Linked DNA regions of Homo sapiens: region 1 is linked to region 2. Evidence: chromatin loops called from intact Hi-C (ENCODE). Cell type or tissue: natural killer cell. All regions are shown on one strand.

The links. A loop is a pair of places that touch in the nucleus more often than their neighbours do. Peaks named below come from ENCODE experiments on the same cell type or tissue, not always from the same donor. Only the 100,000 strongest peaks of a DNase experiment are listed, where the experiment ranks them.
Region 1: it touches region 2 in a loop (7-fold over the local background); 7 of 110 quality-filtered maps call a loop at or near these places.

What each region holds. Positions count from the first base shown.
Region 1 is chr18:23,494,376-23,502,375 of GRCh38, forward strand. No RefSeq gene overlaps it. Among named protein-coding and RNA genes, the nearest start is that of RMC1, 5.1 kb to the right of the region's middle. RefSeq lists enhancers at 917-966, 4,385-4,454, 4,485-4,554, 4,825-5,054. In natural killer cell, a CTCF peak has its summit at 4,618 (motif pointing right); a DNase peak (open chromatin) is centred at 4,626; H3K4me3 peaks cover 439 bases; H3K27ac peaks cover 302 bases.
Region 2 is chr18:24,114,743-24,122,742 of GRCh38, forward strand. TTC39C (tetratricopeptide repeat domain 39C) reads left to right here. Exons shown (of 14, transcript NM_001135993.2): 8 at 3,383-3,490. Among named protein-coding and RNA genes, the nearest start is that of CABYR, 20 kb to the right of the region's middle. In natural killer cell, a CTCF peak has its summit at 4,428 (motif pointing left); a DNase peak (open chromatin) is centred at 4,449.

The DNA.
Region 1 (8,000 bases), 620 kb before region 2:
TGCTTGAACCCAGGAGGCGGAGGTTGCAGTGAGCTGAGATTGTGCCATTGCACTCCAACCTGGGCGACAAGAGTGAAAACTCCATCTCAAAAACAAACAAACAAACAAATAAAAATAATAGTATTTTAAACACTATATCCAAGATCAAGGTACCAGCTAAAAAGAAAAAAAGGAAAAAAAATTTTTTTATTGCTTTTTTTTAAAAAGGTGTGGTCTTGTTATGTTGCCCAGGCTAGTCTTGAGCTCCTGGGCTCAAGTAATTCTCCTGCCTCAGCCTTTCAAGTAGTTGAGACTATAGGTGCATGCCACTGTGCCTGGCTTTAGTTTTCAAATTTTAGAATTAATCGTTACACAAGTCACTGAATTTATACTTATGGAATGTAAATGTCCTAAACCATAACAATGTGTATTAGTTAGTGTTCTCCAGAGAAAGAGAATATATATATTCCAAATATACATATATATATTCCAAATATACATATATATATATATTCCAAAGAAATAGAATATATATATATGTCCACCATGTATACACACATGCTGGACACCCCAGAAAAGCCTGCATTTCAGTGTAGGTCTAAAGGCAGGGAAACAAACTGATGTCTGAATTCAAAGGCTGTCAGGCAGCCAGAATTCTCTTTTTTGCGGGGGAAGGTCAGCCTTTTTGTTCCATTCAGGCCTTTGTTCTATTCAGCTGATTGGATGAGGCCCACTCACATTAGGAAGGGTCATCTGCTTTACTCAGTTCACTGATAAATGATAAATCATCCAAAAACATCCTCACAAACACACCCAGAATAGTGTTTGACCAAACACCTGGGCACACCCTGTGGCCCAGTCAAGTTGACACATGAAATTAGTCATCACACAATGTAATGGCAGGTAGGGAGGAGGGAGGAGAGAAGGGGAGGGCAGTATAAGGATCCACATCTCCCCATTTTATACAGTGGGGAGACACTAGAACTTCCTAGCCCTGATGGATTAAAAAATGTAATTCAATGGATATTATAAAAAGTTATGCAAGTAAATACTAGAAGAATGAAAAATATAACAAAAATTGAGAGGTATGGAGGAAAAGAAAGTGAGAGGCAGATCAATGCACTAAATTCCTCATCTTCTTCTTCTTATTATTATTATTTTTGAGACAGTCTTACTTTGTCACCCAGGCAGGAGTGCAGTGGCACAATGTTGACTCACTGCAATCTCTGTCTCCTGGGTTCAAGCAATTCTCCTGCATCAGCCTCCTGGGTAGCTGGGATTACAGGCGTGCACTACCACACCCAGCTAATTTTTGTATTTTTAGTAGATATGGGGTTTCACCATGTTGGCCAGGCTGGGCTTGAACTCCGGACCTCAGGTGATCCGCCCGCCTCAGCCTCCCAAATTGCTGGGCATACAGGCATGAGCCACTGCGCCTGGCCATTTCTTATAGCAGGTGTGTTAGTCCGTTCTTGTGCTGCTATAAAGATATCCCCGAGGCTAGGTGATTTATAAATAAAAGAGGTTTAATTGGCTAGCAGTTCTGCAGGCTGTACAGGAAGCGTGGTGCCAGTGAAGAGGAGCTGACGTCTCACTTGGCAAGAGTTGGAACGAAAGAGAGAGTGGGGAGGAGGTGCCACAAGCAGATCTCAGGAGCGCTCACTCACTATCGGGAGGACAGCACCCAGGGAATGGCTCTAAACCATTCATGAGAAATTTGCCTCCATGATCCAGTCACCTCCAACCAGGCCCCACCTCCAATATTGGGGATTACAATTCAACATGAGATTTGGAGGGGATAACATCCAAACTATATCCTCAGGAAATAACAGATACTTCTGAAGCTGATAAAACAAGATAAGTATATGAGAGTTATGCTGTGACCATCAGGGCCAAAACCAGAAATTGGTAACAATGGTTTCTTCTGGGTCGTGCCACTGAGTATTGTTGGGGAAGAAGGAGAGATTTTTTTTTTCACTTGCTATTTTTCCATACTATTGAAATTCTTTAACATGCATGCATTTCTTTCATAATTACAATATAGTGTGATTTTATTTTGTAATTTTTGACTCCTTGGAGTTTGATAACTAGCTGGTCTGGGGAGCCATTGAGCTAGACAGTCTCTGGAAATGTTTCGGAGTTTAAAACTCCTGTGACCCCAGCAGAGTCACAGGCAGGGGCGAAGTGCCTACTGGTAGTTCTGTGGGTTTTGATGTAAAAACAAGTCTTTAGATTTTTTTTTTTTTGCTTAAATGTTTGCTTAAATGATCTTCTAAGACAGCTAAATGCAATTAAAAGAACAATGTTTTGAGATTGCTTAATGAGTTTTTTAAAATACAAGTCTTGACTGGGTGCAGTGGCTCATGCCTGTAATCCCAGCACTTTGGGAGGCTGAGGCGGGTGGATCACCTGAGATTGGGAGTTTGAGACCAGCCTGACCAACATGGTGAAACCCCATCTCTACTAAAAATAGAAAATTAGCCAGGCGTGGTGGTGCCTGCCTGTAATCCCAGCTACTCGGGAGGCTGTGGCAGGAGAATCGCTTGAACCAGGGAGGCGGAGGTTGCGGTGAGCCGAGATGGCGCCATTGCTCTCCAGCCTGGGCGACAAGAGCGAAACTCTGTTTCAAAAAAAATAAAAACAAAAACAAAAACAAACCAAGTTTTTATTTCCAATAAAAGTGAATTTAACTTATTTAATTTTATTTACAAATTATTCCCAGGTCTAGCTTTGACTTTAAAAAGTGAATTTTAAATGTTAAACATATGAATTATTCTAATTTGTATTATAAACTTAAATTTTCCTCTGAAAATCAAATCAAAAGCAGGGAAAAGCATGCCAGTAATGAAAAGAAACCAAAACAGGTACAGCTTTGCATCCTTTCTTCAATTTAATGTTTAAAGATGTAACCGCCCAAAGGGTTCACCTTGCCTGCTGCCTAGACAGAACCGATTTGTCAAGACAGTGGAATTGCAATGAAGAAAGAGTAATTTCACTCAGAGCTGGCTGTGAGGGAGACGGGAGTTTTATTATTACTTAAATCAGTTTCCTCAAGCATTTGGGGATCAGAGTTTTTAAAGATAGTTTGGTGCTGGGTGTGGTGGCTCACGCTTGTAATCCCGGCACTTTGGGAGGCTGAGGCAGGCGGATCACCTGAGGTCAGGAGTTCAAGACCAGCCTGGCCAACATGGCGAAACCCCATCTGTACTAAAAATACAAAAAATTAGCTGGGCGTGGTGGCACTTGCCTGTAAACCCAGGTACTCGGGAGATTGAGGCTGGAGACTCACTTGAACCCAGGAGGCGGAGGTTGCAGTGAGCTGAGATTGTGCCACTGCACTCCAGCCTGGGCAACAGAGTGAGACTCCATCACAAACAAACAAACATAATTTGGCAGGTAGGGTCTCAGGAAGCAGAGTGCTGATTGGTCAAGGTTGGAGATGGAATCCTAGGGGGGTCGAACTGAGGTTTTCTTGCTGTTTTCTACTCCTAGATGGGATGGCAGAACTGATTGGCCCAGATTACCGGTCTGGATGGTGTCAGCTGATCCATCCAGTATAGGATCTACAAAATATCTCAAACACTGATCTTAGGTTTTACAATAGTGATGCTATCCCCAAAAGCAATTTGGGGCGGTTCAGACTCTTGGAGCCAGAGGCTGCATGACCCCTAAACCGTAATTTCTAATCTTGTAGCTAACTTGTTAGTCCTGCAAAGGCAGACTGGTCCCCAGGCAAGAAGGGAGTCTTTTCGGGAAAGCGCTATTATTAATTTTGTTTCAGAGTCAAACTATGAACTGAATTCCTTCCCAAATGCCCAGCAATGAACAAGGACAGCTTAAAGGTTAGAAGCAAGATGGAGTCGGTTAGGTCTGATCTCTTTCACTGTTATAATTTCTTCAGTTATAATTTTTGCAAAGGCAGTTGAAACTGTGTCTTTGAAAAGACACAGCAGAAACATCTGTTACATAAACAACAGAAATGAGGAAGAAAGTATCTGACTCAGTAGCAAAGGAAATCCACAGAAAGAATGTTCTGAGAACGGAAGCAATGATCAGACCAGGTAGGGATATGATAGAAAGAAAATTCTCATCTAATTCAAATTCTGGCCAGTCCTTTTGGTGATTTCCATACTAATACTAGGCACTTTAAAATGTGAGTTCTGGTAACACATGGAACCTCAAAGTAGAAATGTCTGTTGTTCATTTTTAAAAGACTATTTGCAGAGTTTTGATGTTTATCAATGAAAAGAGTTTTTTTTTAAAATTTATGAAGAATAGGGAATCCTATATGGGCATGGGGCAAATAATCAAACTGTTTTAATGCAGAAAAAAATGTGCAACAGAAAGAGATAGCTCATGGAGGGATAAAGACTTTATTCTGGACCCTCTAGATTCTGTGGGGCCTGCAGTAGCTTCAAGATGCCCCAGCATGTCCTGCGCCCACACCCCTGTCAAGATCACTGTGGTCAGGGCGTCTTGCCCATGGCCAGTGTATTAGTCTGCTTGGGTTGCCACAACAAAATACCACAGACTGAGGTTGAAAACATTTATTTTCTCACAGTTTTGGAGGCTAGAAGTCCTAGATCAAGGTGCCAGCAGCGTTGCTTCCTCTGAGGCAGCTCTTCTTGGCCTGTAGGTGGCGCCTTCTTGCTGTGTCTTCACATGGGCGGCCCCTCAGTCTGTGTGTCTAGGTCCTAATCTTCTCTTATAAACACACCAGTCATACTGGATTAGGGTCCATCATTTTACCTTAACGGCCTATTTAAAGGCCTTATCTCCAAATACAGATGCATTTTGAAATACTAAGGGTTAGTACCTCAACATCTGAATTCTGGGGGGACACACTTCAACCCATAACATGCAGGCAGACCTCAATGCTGCTTGCAGACCCAAGGCGAACTGCACAACAATCAAGCCTGGCTCTTAGGACAAAAACATCTGCCAGAGTCAACCAAACTGAATTCTCTGGGAAGGACGAGATGCCTGGTGTCATAAAAAGACCATAGTCTTTTTTAAGTGTGATGCATGCGCACACAGGCACGCATACACACACGCGCACACACGCGCACACACTGCACTGCTGCCCTGTCCTTGGCAGACATTCCTGTGGGGTCATGTTCGAAATATGCACTTCTGTGGAGTAGCTTGGGTTTTCTTGGAAGTCTCTTTTTCTAAACTTGTACCTAAGCTGATGGCCTGTGCCTGCTTGGGCATGAGGGGTCGGAGTGGGGATGGGTCAAGACTGACTCCTGTTCACTGTGAAGTAGAGGAAGGCAGTGATAGCCAGACAGGGACGTGTGTTTAGGGAAGTCCTCTGTGTTTTCAGTTCTGTTTTTGTTTTGTTTTTATGATGGGAGAGATGAGCAAATATAAAGGCTGCTTCTAGGAGCAGGAGTGAGGAGAGGTTGCCTATATGAGAGAAACGGGATGGTCAATACTGTAGGTTTTTTTGAGAAGGTGAAATATGGAATTCATTTTTTAAATTTTTTAAATTTTTTTTTTTTTGAGACAGAGTCTCGCTCTGTCACCCAGGCTGGAGTGCAGTGATGTGATCTCTGCTCATTGCAACTTCTGCCTCCTGTTTATATAAACAGGCCAAACCCTGTATGTATGTATGTATTTATTTATTTTTGAGATGGAGTTTCGCTCTTGTTCCACTTGTTGCCCAGGCTGGAGTGCAATGGCACGATCTTGGCTCACTGCAACCTGCAACTCCCGGGTTCAAGCGATTCTCCTGCCTCAGCCTCCCAAGTAGCTGGGATTACCAGCACTCACCACCACAGCCGGCTAATTTTTTTGTATTTTTAGTAGAGACGGGGTTTCACCATGTTGGCCAGGCTGGTCTCGAACTCTTGACCTCAGGTGATCCACCTGCCTCAGCTTCCCAAAGTGCTAGGATTACAGGCATGAGCCACTGCACCCAGCCGAAAGATGGAATTCAAAGAAGTGCTGGTAAGTCACTGTGGTATTTGTGAAAAAATAAAAATAAAGAGGGTTTGGGCTAGGCGCGGTGGCTCATGCCTGTAATCTCAGCACTTTGGGAGGCCAAGGGGGGTGGATCACCTGAGGTTGGGAGTTCGAGACCAGCCTGACCAACATGGAGAAACCCTGTCTCTACTGAAAATACAAAATTAGCCGGGTGTGGTGGCGCATGCCTGTAATCCCAGCTACTCGGGAGGCTGAGGCAGGAGAATCACTTGAACCGAGAGGTAGAGGTTGCAGTGAGCCAAGATTGTGCCACTGCACTCCAGCCTGGGCAACAAGAGGAACAAGAGCAAAACTCCATCAAATAAATAAATAAATAAATAAATAAAAACAGGGTTTGGCCTTGGGCAGGATGGACCGTTTTCTAGAAGGACAGCCGTGGTGCGCTGCACAACTGGTATGAAGCCCAGTTTCCATCTGAAGTCCTCGATGTTCATGGAAATAGGGGCGAGACAGTCTGAGGAGTGTGAAGAAGGCCTGAAAATATCCTTGCAGAGAACAGGAGAGACAATGACTGGGACAGCCAGGCAGGGCTGAGGGCCCATTTGAATTTCCCGCAGTGCCCTCTGTCCTGTTGTGTGACCCCTCCAGCAGTAGGTACTGGGAAAGCAGGTGGCTGAGTTCATCCAGGACTGAGGCTCTGCCAGACAAGAACAGTGCAGCAAGGATGTTGAAGGTAATGGCAAAAAATAACTGGAATGCAGAGAAATGAAATCAAAGCTGATGAGGAGGGAAGGGAAGAGAGGAGAGGGCAGATAGACTTGGGTAGAGAGGACAGAACAATGACAGGGCAAACTGGTGATGTTGAGGAAGAGTCACAGGGAGCAGCTAAACAAGCCAGCTGCAGGGATGGCACTGTGTGGCTGGAGAGCAGGGTTCTGGAGTTATCGGTTTTTCCATGTGTGACATGGGCCTGGGTGGGTGAGGCTGAGTGTAGAAGTCTTACATTTCCAGTCTTGTCACTCCTCTGATGAGTTTCAGACCAATATATCCATCTGCCTAGATGTCATTTCTCCTTGGATTCACATGCTCCAAACCAAACTCCTGGGCTCAGACATCAAAGCCACTCAAAAATAGCTCTCTGAGAAATAGAACTACCATATGATCCAGTAATCCAACTTTTGGGTATAGACCCAAAAGAATTAAAAACAGAATATTGAACAGATATTTGCATAGCTTTATTCACAACAGCCAAAGGTGGGAACAACCCACATGCCCATCAACAGACGAATGGATAAACAAAATGTGCTATATACATAAAATGGAATCTTTTTCGGCCTTAATGAAGGAAGGAAATCCTGACACATGCTACATGGATGAACCTTGAGGATATTTTGCTAAGCAAAAGAAGCCAGACACTAATGGACAAATACTATAAAATCCACTTATATGAGATACTTAGAGTAGTCAAATTTAGGGACAGAATCAGATTTGCAAGATAAAAAGTTTCTGGAAACGTATTTCACAATAATGTGAATATGCCTGATACTACTGAACACCTCAAAAAGGGTTAACACGGGGCCGGGCGCGGTGGCTCATGCCTGTAATCTCATCACTGTGGGAGGCCAAGGTGGGCAGATCACCTGAGGTTAGGAGTTGGAGACCAGCCTGGCCAACATGGTGAAACCCGGTCTCTGCTAAAAATACACACAAAAAAATTAGCTGGGCATGGTGGCAGGTGCCTGTAATCCCAGCTACTTGGGAGGCTGATGCGGGAGAATCGCTTGAACCCGGGAGGTGGAGGTTGCAGTGAACCGAGACAGGGCCATTGCACTCCAGCCTGGGCAACAAGAACGAAATTCCGTCTCAAAATAAAATAAAATAAACAATAAAAATAAAGGGTTAACATGGGGGCTGAGCACGGTCAGCGAGAGAATCACTTGAGGCCAGGAGTCTGAGACCAGCCTGGGCAACAGAGAACGCTGTCTCTACAAAGCATAATAATAAAAAAATGAGCCAGGTGTGGTGGCATGCACCCGTGGTCCCAGCTACTTGTGAGGCTGAGATGGGAGGTTGAGACTGCAGTGAGCCGTGTT
Region 2 (8,000 bases):
TGGTGCCTTCTGTAGTAAGAAGGACTTCAGTTATTCCCGTAGCACATGCAATGATACTTCTCTCTGATTCTCATTACGTTTTTATAACATTTTTTCTTTACAGCATTTTGATTTTTTAGGATAATAGGTGATGTTAAATGAATTGATTAAATGACCAGAAATACCTTATTGGACTGCATTAGAATTCAAAGCTCTTTGTTCCTCCTTCCCACTAATGTTTACTTGAGAAGAAAAATAGGAGACAGGAGATAGTTGGACTGAAGTCCCAGTGTTTTTCACCAACTAGCTCTGAGACCTTGGACAAGTTGCCCAAACCTTCCTAGCCACATAGTTGCCATTGGAGTTAAGGTGCCTCCCCTTGTAGCAGCTGTGAGGTTTAGATGACATGACGTGTGAAACCTCATGCAGGGGGCCTGGCACGGAAGGCCCTCCATACATGTTAGCTGCCACCTTCTGCTTCTCCCTTACTGGAGAGACAGTCACCAACAAACCTGGAAGGATTTATCTGCCCGAGATTTTCCCCATTCTCCTCCAGAATTGTTGCTATGGGTCTTTGCTGACTGCACTAAAACTCTGATCCTATTACATTAGTAATTGCAAAATCTTTCTGTGTAACAGTTTCTCCATTGTGCTGGGAAGAGTAAACACAACTTTGAACTTGAAACAAAAAAAAATTTTAAATAAGGGACTCAGACTTTTCAGAGTTTCAGCGTAGCTAATGCTACAAGGTCACACCATGTAGCACATAAAAAGGAATGACAGAGGCAAAGAGAAAGGAGAAATGATGAGATAGTGATGAGACTCCAAAGGGAAATTGAGACTTAAAAAGCTTTCTGCAGAGGGACAGGGAAGTGGAGACAGAATGCTCAGGGAAGCAGTTGACACCTGTCAGTTTGGGGGGTCAGGCCCTGTGCTGCCTGCCACTTGCTTTGCCTGCTGTGGACACAATTGTCTTCCTGAATCCTTTTAAGGAAAACTGAAAACCAAAAGATTGCGAACTGCCCAATAAACAATATTACGTTTTAAATGCCTGTTGTGGTTTAAAAAGAGGAAATGATGTATAATCCAGTGGAAAATGTGTTTTTGTGTCTTCTACACTCTGCTGGAGCTCTGCTTAGTAGCCACAATATAGAATGAAATGTGCTTCAAAGAACTTGAATGAAAAACTCTAGCTTTGGTGGCCTTTTGTTGGTGCATCATTTCAAGTCCTATGACAGGATAGGATGTTAGAGCAGAAGGAAGCTTAGAAATCACCCAACCCAGGCCTTAGGAAGGTTAACTCAGGAGTTGGTAGTAACTCGGGCTTCCGATTCAGGCTCGGAAGCTTGAGTTGGTACTTTTTCCTGAGTTATTCCTGACTTATTCCTGAGTTATTCCTGACTTATTTCTGAGTTATTCCTTATTTATTCCTGAATTATTCCTGACTTATTCCTGAGTCAGTGCTTCCTTCCATCTCTATTTTGTATTTAATTCCAATCTTTCTCCGCTATCTATGCTAGGATAAAAATAATCAGCCCAGGCCGGGCACGGTGGCCCACGCCTGTAATCCTAGTCCTTTGGGAGGCTGAGAGGGGCAGATCGCCTAAAGCCAGGACTTCGAGACCAGCCAGGTCAGCATGGTGAAACCCCGTCTTTACCAAAAATACAAAAATTAGCCAGGCGTGGTAGTGGGCGCCTATAATCTCAGCTACTCAGCAGGCTGAGGCGGGCGGGAGAGTGGCTTGAACTCAGGAGGCAGAGGTTGCAGTGACCTGAGATCCCACCACTGCACTCCAGCCTGGGTGACAGAGTGAGAGTGTGTTTCCAAAAAAAGCCCAAATTTTTACTCTAAACTATGTCAATATCACATCCCATAGAATTTGACAGTGAATTTTCTGAAGTGTATATCTCACACACTCTTCCTCCCACGGTTTAAATGGCAAGTCTCAGTTTACACAATTACTTAGTGATGCACCTGATAACAGAATATTTTTTATGGAGGCAGTATCATGTAAAGGAAAGTGTGTTGGATTTTGATCCACAGTTATTCCTTCTTAGTTGTATGGCTTCAGCAGGTAGCTACCTCTTGATACCTTAGTTTTTTTTTTTTTTTTTTTTTTTTAAGACAGGGTCTCACTGTGTCATCCAGGCTGGAGTGCAGTGGTGCAGTCTCAGCTCACTGCAGCCCAGACCTCCCCGGCTCAGGTGATCCTCCCACCCCAGTCTCCCAAGTAGCTGGAATTACAGGCGTGCACCACCACACCTGGCTAATTTTTTATAGAGATGGGGTTTCACCGTGTTGCCTAAGCTGGTCTGGATCTCTTGGGCTCAAGCGATCCTCCCACCTCAGCCTCCCAGAGTGCTAGGATTACAGGCATAGGATTAGTCCTTGCTAATACAAGGACACTATTAGCCCCCTTTGCAAGGTTGTCATAAGGATTAGAGAGCGTTACATGAAGTGCTTACCACAGCATTGGCACACATTAGAGGCTCAGGTGATGGGGGCTACTGTGATGAAAAGTGGGAATAAAATCCTTTACATTTTAGTTGCTGCAGTTCCTTACTAGAATGCCCATTTAACTGTTTCGATCCAGGAAGGTGGGGTTCTTTCACTACCAGTGTGCTGAGGGAAGGTAGGGAAATGCCTAATTTCTCATTGGCTTGCTGTCTAGATCTTATAAAGTTTTGAGAATGAGTGGGCCAAGCACGGTGGCTCACACCTGTAATCCCAGCACTTTGGGAGGCTGAGGTGGGCAGATCACTTGAGGTCAGGAGTTCAAGACCAGCCTAGCCAACATGGCGAAACCCCATCTCTACTAAAAATACAAAAATCAGCTGGGCATGGTGGTGGGTGCCTGTAATCCCAGCTACTTGGGAGGCTGAGGCGGGAGAATTGCTTGAACCCAGGGAGCAGAGGTTGCAGTGAGCCGAGATCGTGCCATTGCACTCCAACCTGGGTGACAGAGCAAGACTCCTTCTCAAAAAAAAAGAAAAAAAAAAAAAAAGAATGAGTGGTAGTCACTGAGTACATAATCGAGTGGTGTTGCTTCCACTGTTTCTTATTGCACCTGTGTGTACTCTTGGAGAAGTACTGCTGTGCTTGGGTTAGCCTCACGACTGTTAGGACGTAAATTGGAGTGTCTTTCTAGAAATCTTTATGCCATTCTCTTCTGTGCTGTTTTATTGGTTGTCTGACTCAAACCTAAGTGCCTTGTCAAATTCAAACTTTACATTGAAAGTATTTAAGGGAAAAAATAATTTCTTAGGTTTTCAGGTTAAACTTTTTTACGCATTTCATAGAACATGCACAGAGAATGATCGCCATATCAGAGGCTCGTGGCTTAAATATGGGTCATAGAGCTCAGTACTTTAGGGTCATGTGCTAAAAATATTTCTTTCATAGGTTGGTGCAGCATGATAGAGCTCAATTTCAAGGATGCATTTGATTCCTTTGAGAGGCTAAAAAATGAGTCCAGGTGGTCCCAGTGCTATTATGCCTACTTGACTGCAGGTGAGTCGCCCATGGTCCCTCAGTGTGCCTCTCTCTGTCGTGAATTAGCTCGCCTGACGTGGGCAGATGGGAGAATGATGGCAAGAGGAAGCAAAAGTTGTACCCCTCCACAGCCTTCCCCAGCATGTTAATGTTTTGTGCAACCAAGTAAATAGTGCTAGAATACTGTGTTCACTGACCCAGGTGAACACCCAGAAATTCAGTAGTGCCCAGGGTGCCCCTTCACCACACGCTTCCCCTCTGGGCCTGGCTTGGTCCTGTTTTGTGTCTTGGAAATGCATATTATGAGGTCTTCCCCGTTACTGTATATTTTGCCCTAAGTTGCCTCAACCTGTCTCTATCCCTTTACTTAATATGCTATGTTTTTTATTGGGATTCTGAAGAATTTTTAAGAATTGAACAGTCTTTTTTCAGTGTGTTAATTTTTTTTTTTTTTTTGAGTCTGGGTCTTGCTCTTTTTGCCAGGTTGAAGTGCAGTGGCCTGATCACAGCTCACTATAGCCTCAACCTCCCAGGCTCAAGCGATCCTCCTGCCTCAGCCTCCAGAGTAGCTGGGACTACAGGCATGCCCTACCACGCCCAGCCAATTTTTTAAAAAAAATTTGTAGCAACAAGGTCTTGCTATGGTGCCCAGGCTAATCTCTAACTCCTGGCCTCAAGTGATCCTCCTGCCTCAGCCTCCCAAAGCACTGGGATTATAGGCATGAGCCTCAGAGCCTGATCTGTGCTAGTATTTTTGTTTGGTTCGTGCCCTGGTTACAAAGTTGCATAGGTCTGAGTCATCTGCTCCAACCTTGTTTTACCTCATAACTCTATTATATTTACAGTATAATATTTTAGATGCAAGGTATTTACATTGCATATCGTTATTAACACCTGTATTCTGTTTTGAATTAAGTGTTTTTTTGCCCATGTATGAGGAGATAGAGATGTGCTGCCACCTGGTGGCCAAAGTAGTTGTCTGCATCCTTCAATACCTAAAAGGCCACGTGATTCAGAGTTGTAGAGGTGTGGAATTGAAGAAAGCCAAGCGGTTGTACCTTTTCTGCCTCTAAGCAACTTCATGTAAGCCTTTTCTGGTTTGTGTAATGAACTCTCCTCTTGCAGCCACATGAGTGGTTCTTTTACTTAAAATTCAAGACTAATCCAAACATTATTTTCAATACCTTCTTATTCTTAACGTTCAGATTTAATGACCATCTTCCACTTCCATTCTGCCCTCTTAACTGATCTATATAAAATAAGATAGGGTTGATGAACATTGACCAATAAGGATATTCTGGATCTCTTAAATTCCCTATAAAATTGCATCGGTCCATTAGCAAATGGACCCCAAAAGTCAGTGCAAAGCCCTCTTTTGTCCATATTCCGCATTGCAATCCCTGTTGACAGGCGTGTTCTCATGGCTCTGTCCCTGATGTTTGAATAAGCTTATTTTTCATATACTGGATAATATGCTGTGTCTCACACTTAAAGGATTGTTGTATAGAATTTGAAGACATCTCAGATGAAAGTAGCAGCTATTTGTTGAGTGACTCAGTGTGTTTAATACGTTGAAGAGTGGATGAATCCAGATTGAATAGCCCAGAAAAGAGAGGCCTGCACACAACTCCGCAGCCATTAGGTGTAATTGGGCCGCACAGTCGATGGTGGACAGCTATTTATTTTTTCATCTTTGTTGAGTTTCAAATACATAAATGTACAGCGTGGCTGTATAGAGGAACATTAATTCCCCCCCCCCAATATTTGGCAATCCCAGAACCATACCAATCATAGCAGAGGATAAGCATGAAAGATTCTGATCTCTGTTCCTGCATTGGGATTTTGTAGAGAGGATAAGATGTGGGTGAATAGCTCCAGTACAAAGAGTACATGAGGCAAGGCCAAGGCAGGCAGATCACGAGGTCAAGAGATCAAGACCATCCTGGTCAACATGGTGAAACCCCATCTCTACTAAAAATACAAAAATAAGCCAGGCGTGGTGGCGCACACCTGTAGTCCCAGCTGCTTGGGAGGCTGAGGCAGGTGAATCACTTGAACCCAGGAGGCAGAGGTTGCAGTGAGCTGAGATCGCTCCACTGCACTCCAGCCTGGCAACAGAGTGAGACTCTGTCTCAAAAACAAAAGAGTACATGAGGCAGGGAAGGAGCACCGTTACACTGTCCTGCAGGAGCTGCCATTTGGGCTGGCCGTGAGCTAGAGGGCATGGGCATTCAGGGACCCCAAACACTGCCACCAGGGCTTAGCTCCCCAGCATGTTAATGTTTTGTGTGACTATGTCAATAGTTTTGTACTTTTAAAAATTGTGATAAAATATGTAGCATCATTTACCATTTGAACTTTTTTAGGTGTATGTGTCAGTAACTCCAGATAACGCTCAGATTGTTTTGCAAACATCACCAGCATCCATCTCTGGAACTTCTTCATCATCCCAAACTCTACCCATTAAACAGAAACTCCCCATTCACGTTTTCCCCGAGACCCTGGTTACCACGCTTCTACTTCCTGTCTCTATGAATTTAAGTATTCTACCTACCTTGTGTATAAGTGAAATATATTTGTCCTTTTGTGTCTGGCTTATTTCATTTAGCATAATGTCTTCAAGGTTCATCCATGTTGTAACATGTGTCAGGATCTCCTTCCTTTTTTCAGGCTGAATAATATTCCATTGCATGTATATGGCACATTGTTCATCCATTCATTCATTGATGGACATTTCGGTTGTTTCCAATCTTTTTGCTATTGTGTGGAGTGCTTACCTGGAACATTGGTATACAGACATCTGTTCCAGTCCTTGCTTTCAGTACCTTTGGGTAGATACCTAGAAGTAGATTTGCATGATCATATACCTCTACTATTCCTGCAACTTTTCTGTAAGTTTGAAATTATATCAAAATTATAAGTTACCAAAAAATATTAGAATATAACATATGGGATTGTGTATATTTAGTCTTATTGGAAGAGTCAGTCATCCTAAGCTCTGTTTAGGCCTCATATTTTAGGATAAACCAGAGACTCCCATGACTTTAAACATCTGCATCTTTTAAAGCAACTATCTGGCTGGGGGCGGTGGCTCACCCCTGTAATCCCAGTACTTTGGGAGGCCGAGGCGTGTGGATCACCTGAGGTCGGGAGTTCGAGACCAGCCCGACCAACAACCAACATGGAGAAACTCCATCTCTACTAAAAATAAAAAATTAGCTGGGTGTGGTGGTGCATGCCTGTAATCCCAGCTACTCGGGAGACTGAGGCAGAAGAATTGCTTGAACCCAGGAGGCAGAAGTTGCAGTGAGCCAAGATCGCGCCATTGCACTCCGGCCTGGGCAACAAGAGCAAAACTCTGTCAAAAAAAAAAATCTATCTATAATTTTACTGCAAGAGAAATAGGTGGTGTTCGTTCTTCAGGGTCTGAGGTATGGATGTTATAGACCTTTGGGGTGGTTCAGATACCGTTGCTGTTTATGACTGGCTTTAATTATGTGATTGTATAAGAATGTTCTCAATGATCTGAGGAAGACCTCAAGCTAGGGACAGCAGAAATATATTCTTTTTCATTGATTTACTCTGTGACCTTAGGCAATGCTCAGCTTTTCCAGACCTTTGCATCCTCTGATCTAAAAATAATGGGGTTGGTTGCACAATACAGCCACTGAGCTTCATTCTGGTTTGGAAATGTTACAGCTGCAATTGATAAGGTCATTTTGGATTGGTGCACACTCCTCCATCTGGACCAGAGATGCCCCAGTGACTGGGAAAGGAGTTGTCCCTTCCTTTGAATATTCAGCCTCATCACTCTTAATCCCAGTAGGAGGAACCTGCCGTCTTTCCCATTGTCTTTGCATCCTCAGCTCTCTCCGAGCCTCAATTCTTGGACCCTTGGGCTCTGCCGATGGTAGCCTATCCTGGTACGTGCACGCCTGGGATAGGTGACTGCTTGACCATGCCCAAATGCGAGTACGGGACCAACCTACTTTTAGGGGTGCTCAGGTAACGAAGGGGGAACTAGCCAGGCACAGTGGCTCACACCTGTAATCCCAGCACTTTGGGAGGCTGAGGCAGGCATATCACGAGTACAAGAGGCCAATATGGTGAAACCCCATCTCTATTAAAAACACAAAAATTAGCTGGGCATGGTGGCATGTGCCTGTAGTCCCAGCTACTCAGGAGGCTGAGGCAGGAGAATTGCTTGAACCCAGGAGGCGGAGGTTGCAGTGAGCCGAGATCACGCCACTGCACTCCTGCCTGGTGACAGAGCAAGACTCCATCTCAAAAAAAAAAAAAAAAAAAAGAAGAGGGAACTAGCAAGTCAACTTTAGTGCATTCCAACTGGGGAGTGAAAAACCACATGTGATCTAACAAAATTGAATAGAAATGGATTCCGCAGCATCAGAGTTGGGAGGAAAGGATGGAGTTGTGGTAAAGTTTCAAGCAGTAGTGGGGCTGCAGCCAGTGCAAAGTTTGCATAAGGGACAGAGAAGACACAGCAAAGGGAGGATCATTAAATCTTTGG